Regions from separate parts of the Homo sapiens genome. Here region 1 is linked to region 2. A link is a contact called in ENCODE Hi-C or POLR2A ChIA-PET data. All regions are on one chromosome and are shown on one strand. Each heading gives the region's core, a stretch centred on a gene start or an enhancer-like site at or near the end of the contact. The rest is flanking DNA. Distances are from core to core; before and after follow the strand shown.

The links. A loop is a pair of places that touch in the nucleus more often than their neighbours do. ChIA-PET counts read pairs that join two places held with the same protein, here RNA polymerase II (POLR2A). Pooled maps may share reads with other maps.
Region 1: a loop to region 2 is called in a pooled map, with 4 times the contacts of the local background. The contact joins the promoter of SLC6A6 here to the enhancer-like site in region 2. A Hi-C loop is called at or near these places in 1 of 37 single-sample maps with no recorded cell type and 1 of 50 pooled maps. POLR2A ChIA-PET finds 5 or more read pairs at or near these places in 1 of 52 experiments (H1).

What each region holds. Positions count from the first base shown.
Region 1 is chr3:14,401,349-14,404,048 of GRCh38, forward strand. It overlaps SLC6A6 (solute carrier family 6 member 6), which reads left to right and starts at 1,258. Exons shown (of 15, transcript NM_003043.6): 1 at 1,258-1,499. It overlaps LOC105376959 (a long non-coding RNA gene), which reads right to left and starts at 1,059. Exons shown (of 8, transcript XR_007095825.1): 1 at 1-1,059. RefSeq lists enhancers at 682-731, 742-911, 2,232-2,291, 2,362-2,441 and a silencer at 1,052-1,581.
Region 2 is chr3:13,331,033-13,333,801 of GRCh38, forward strand. It overlaps NUP210 (nucleoporin 210), which reads right to left. Exons shown (of 40, transcript NM_024923.4): 29 at 1,261-1,352. Among named protein-coding and RNA genes, the nearest start is that of NUP210, 88 kb to the right of the region's middle. RefSeq lists enhancers at 1,062-1,421, 1,742-1,791. Within about 2 kb of position 1,324, at least 8 of the 41 ENCODE cell types and tissues checked have a DNase peak (open chromatin) inside an H3K27ac peak, as active enhancers do.

The DNA.
Region 1 (2,700 bases), core at 8-2,507, 1.1 Mb after region 2:
TTCTTCTTTTTTGTTTTTTTGAGACTCATTCTTGTCACCCAGGCTGGAGTGCAGTGGCGTGATCTCGGCTCACTGCAACCTCCGCCTCCCGGGTTCAAGGGATTCTCCTGCCTCAGCCTCCTGAGTAGCTGGGATTATAGGCACCCGGCACCACGCCAGGCTAATTTTTGTACTTTTAGTAGAGACGGAGTTTCGCCATGTTGGCCAGGCTGGTCTCGAACTCCTGACCTCAGGTGATCTGCCCCCTCGGCCTCCCAAAGTGCTGGGATTACAGGCATGAGCCACCGCGCCTGGCCGGTATTTCTTCTTTCATTCTCCGTGTAAATGGTGGAAGGATCGGCTCTCTCCTCCCCGCCTCCCAGGTGCAGAGAGAGAGAGAGAGAGAGAGGGACAGGAGAAGGCTGGGGTTCGGGGTTCTCACAGCGTTTCCCTCTCATGCTGCCAGGGCGGGGCAGTGGAAAATGGTCCCTGAGGGCCCGTTCATTCAAATAAGGACAAGAATAATGGCACACTCCCCATCTCCATTTAAAAATAGTCACATTAGCTGACACTGGCTTGGCACTTCCTAGATGCCGGGTGCGTTCCGAGTTCTCTACGCTGTTAACCTTGGATCTTCATAACAGCCGGAGGAGACAAGCGCTACTATTTTCCTTTCCATTTTATAGATGAGGACACTGAGGCAGAGAAATTGAGTCACTTGCCCAGGGTCACACAGCCATGGCAAGGCCAGGATTCTGGAGCTCTGTACCTGGCTTCACACCACAAGCTCAGGCCACCCTCCCGGGGCATACCGAGTCTCCCAGAACGTGGACGATCGCCCAGGGCAACGCAGTGGAGTGCGAGCCCGGTCTGGTTTGCACCTGGCTGCTCCAGGAGCCCTGGGCCTCATCCTAGGAGCCTGGCGGAAGAGGCGAGCGGTGGAGTTTGGAGGCTGCTGTGAAGGAAAGGACTAGGCGGGTCGGGTCGGGTCTGTCCTGCTCTTCTTCCGCAGGCAGGAGGCGCCCAGGGCGGGCTGCCGCACCTGGCAACGAACGTTCGCCGCGCGGCATGAGGGTGTGCGCGCGCGCTCGGCGAGCCCGGGTTCTTTGTGTGTCCGAGCCCATGCGCGCGTGCGTGTTTGCGTGTATGTGTGTGCATGTGTATGTGTGCGCGCGTGTGTCCGCACTTGGGGCGGGGCTGGAAGCCCCGGCCCCGCCCCGGCCCCGCCCCCGGCCCGGCCGAGCTGGTATTTTTCCACCCAGCAGGATGGGTGATGCTGAGAGCTGCCTGCTCAGACAACAGACACGCGAGGTCAGGAAGAAGCCGCTTATAAATTACCGCTTCCTTCGCGCCGCCGCCAACGCCGAGCCCCGAGGACCGCAAGCCCAGAGGACAAGCTGCGCCAAGAGGGAGTGCGGAGCGTTCACCCAGCGGGTCAGAGAGCGAGCGGGCAGGCAGCCCCCGGCCGGCGGAACCCGGCACAGCCGAGCAGAGCGCGGGCGGCGCCGCAGCCACCCCAGGTACCGGAGGGACCGGGAGCTGGGCGCGCAGCCGGCGCTGCCCGCCGTCTGCAGCCCCTCCCCATCCCCGCGTCGCCGCAGTCCCGGCCTCCTCCCCTCCGCGTGCGCCCATCCGGCGCCCCTTTCACCACCGCGGAAGGGACCGAGAGTCGCCTGCTCAGTCCCGCTGGCGGGGCTGTTATTGTTTCCCCGGCAAAAGGGCTCCGGCTCTTGGTGCGGGCGGCAGGAGAGTGTGTGTGTGTGTGTGTGTGTGTGTGTGTGTGTGTGTGTGTGTGTGGCATATCTGTGTGCCTGTCTCCGTCAGGATGCCTACATGTGCCTCCGTATCCCTGTGTCTGTGTTTCTGAGGGTGACTGTTTCACCGTGTCCCCAGCAGCGTGCACATGTGTGTTCCGGTGCATGTCTGTTATTCTCTGCGTGCTGGGCTGTGTGTGTGTGCCTCTCTGTGTGTGATACCTGAGTGTGCTGTCTTTGGATGTGTGCTCTTGTGTGTCCCCGTTTGTGTCTGCATGAATCTGTGTGTGGGGGGCTGCGTCTTCCAGGCCCTGGCTAGGTGCACGTGCGTGTCCCTGAGTGTGGTTGTGTCTCCAGGTCCCTGGTTGTGGGCACTCGTGTGTCCTCGGCTGTACCCAAGAGGGTGTCCCTGGTGCCTAGAGGGTCCAATGGCCAGAGCTGGTTCTCCAGGGCCGGCGCTGAGTGGGGAGAGGTGATAGGGCAGCGTGGCTCCATAGGTGCATGCACTCCATAGGTGGTGTGCAGGTGGCAGCGCCAGCGTCCAGCAGTCCTGAGTGGTGGGACCAAGGCCCGGAGGGGCAGCCAAGGGGTAGTGGACAGCCGGCAGGGCCAGCAGGACACTTCCCCCTCCAGACTATTTCTCTTCCTTCTGTGGGTTCCTCTTTTGAGTAGGAGATTCTCGTCCCCCTCCCACTAGGGAAGCCACACAGAGAGAATTCCAGGGACCTCCTCCTACAGCCTCAAAGCTTCAGCCTGGACTTCAGCCTGGACTGGAGAGGAGACCTGTGGGCAGCTCTCCCAGGCAGGGAGGTGTGTGCCGGGTAGGGCCACCGGCCTGGCTATTTTGGTCACTGTTGGGCCTCTGCCAGATCCCGGCATCCCCAGGACCAGCCCCAAAAGCTTGGGAGGCAGCCTGGGCCCCCGTTTCCTGTCTGGGGAAATAAATCAGCTCAGTAATTGCCCAGAC
Region 2 (2,769 bases), core at 74-2,573:
GGGGCTTTGAGTCCGACAGAATCCAAAGCCGGTCCCAACATGTCCTGCCACCAGCTGTGTGCACATTATGTCCCCTCTTCTCTCGGCGTTGACTTCTTACTTGGTAAAAGGTGTGTAATGATCCTGTCTTGTCCTATTTCTAAGGACTGTCAACAGGATAAAAACAGACTACCCGCTAAGAAAACTGTTAGCAAACTACTGATACTATGTACTGGGTAGGAAGCAAATTATGCCGTATCTGTTACCCTTTTACATATTTATTAATATAATAAAGAAACCCAGGAAGCAAAGGCCTCCAGCTCCCACGGCTAGTTTCCATCATCTCTGTCTCTTCCACAGCCCTATAGATGACTAGGAGCAAATGTTATTGCCTCTGCCTAAACATTCTTCCCCCACCAACCCCTTCCTCTTAACCTGGGGAACTCTTATTCATCCTTCAAGAACTGCAGCCCGAGCATCTCCATCTGGGACATGCCTCCCCTAAATCCCCATGGACAGCACCCTTCTTTGGGCTCTGGTTTGAATACTACACCTTGCTTTTTAATAGCCTTCTCCTGCTACCCTCCTCCGGGGCACCCTATGTCACCCATATCTGTGTTCCTGGAGCCCAGCATGGAGCCTGGCACTTTGTTACTTTTGGCTGAATGAAAACATGTATGTGTTTCATGCAACATGTAAGTGTCCTGTGGCCCGTGGAGTCTCCCGCTTGGCAACTGCCATTCAAATGCAAGCCACTGTTACGAAAGGCATCCCCTTGGAATCAAAGGTAGGAATTAGGTTTGCAGAAGAGCTTTAAACAGCTTTTCCCAAGCGTTACTGTGCGGCCCCCTCGCCTGGGGATCTCCCTAGGGTGCAGCTTCTCCCTGGGCAGGTCTGGGGTGGGGCTTGAGAGCTGCATCTTCTCTTCCCGGTGATGCTGATGCTTCTGGCTCATGGGCTACACTCTGAGTGGCAAGTCTTGAAACACAACATTTCTAAGCTGGTGTTTTTTTCCCTTTTAAAGACTGAATTTTAGTACCTCGCATAAAAATGTTTCTAGGCTACAAGGAGGAAAAAGAGACCCACAGTGAGAAGTGATTTCAAGAAGCAGAGGAGCACCACAGAGAAGAGAAGGAGCAGGCAGAGGCCTCACCCATTCCAAGCACAGCAGGAGAAAACCTCCCTGAAAGTACCCATGGCTCCTGACAGTGTTGACACATGAGGTGTCGGATGCAAGCACAGCCGCACAACTTTGCTGGAAACAAGAGCTGAGTCACGTACCTGTTTGTCTGCAGCTTTATATATGAGTTGGGCGACATTAATATTTGTTCTGCTTCTATTTCAGGGTTGAGCAGCTGCAGCTTCTCAAACACCTGCAAGAGAGGGCAAGTTTCACTTCCGATGGGGCACTGGAGTCACATTCAGGCCAGATGTCTGCTTCTCTCCTAGCAGCAAGAGCCGAGGAGGGGCCAGAGAGGAGAAAAGCGGCTTTCTCGTCTGTCAGGTCACTGATGACATGATGTGAAGGGCTGACCTTTAAGAGGCCAAAGGTGTGGCCGGGTAGAGTAGCTCAGCCAAGGCAACACAGCAAACCCTCAGTCTCTACAAAATAATTTTAAAAATTAGCCAGGCATGGAGTGTGCAACTGTAGTCCCAGCTACTTGGGAGGCTGAGGCTTGCACTCCAGTCTGAGCAACAGAGCAAGACCCTATCTCACACACACACACACACATGGCCAAAGATATGATGAGAAAAGACAGGCAGGCTCATGTTTGTGTAGTCTAATGGGAGCTCCTTCAAGGAGCCTGGAAACACAGGCCTCTCCCTCCGTGCCCAGTGAGGAAGAACTTTACCTGCCAGGATGTGAGCGCGGAGGGCAGCACACACAACTCCAGCACCAGGGTTTGCTCAGGATAACTGTGCCAGGACTGAGCCTGGGCAAGGTGCCACCGAACTGCTCCCTTCTCTCACAGAGACATCCTGCTCCTCACTGCCACCATCTCAGAACAACCCCCGTTCCACCTCCCAGGCTCCTCTGGCTGGCTCTGGCCATGTTCTTGCAGGATCCACATAGACACACACAGGGGCCTGGTGAGGAGCTCAGTCCGGCAAATGATCAGCCTCATGAGGTCGGCTCAGATCTGATCCTGGGACGCCCAAGTGCTCCAAGGCCCTGGTGGCTCCCCGAGCCCATGGCAACAGCACTTACCTGGGAACTCCAGGCCCCTTCTCTGCAAGACTTCAGATGTGTCCACCACCTGTGTAAGTCCCCTCTCTCAGGCCCCTCAGGGCTGCTGCCTCCTCGGCCTCCCAGCCTGGCTCAGGGGCAACCACTCGCTGGCAGGTAAAGCTGTGCCCTGAGCTCTCCACTGGCCTCTGATCAGACCAGGTGGACACCCCTCGGGCCTGAGCCCTGGGCCATGGCCAATATCATCGGATCTGACGAGTGATTCTCTGAGAGGAAGATGGCCTGATTCCACCCCTCCCAGCTCCTCTGTGCTCTGTCCACGTAAGCCTAGATTTCCTTGTGTGTAACATGGTCCACAACTAACGTCCTCTCCATGCCTGTCTTGAGAGTTGTGGGCTCCATATGAGGTGACAGGAGGAACAACACTTCCCAAACGGTGAGAAACAGCCTTTGGGAGCTGGGTGGGGTTTTGGCGTCAGGTGAGACGAGGCTGACTCGGATGCCCCCTTCCGGCATCCACACGGAAGCCACCTCACTGAGTCTGACTCGGACACACTTACTGCCTGGTAAATACATTCATAAATAGGATTCCTTCTATTTTT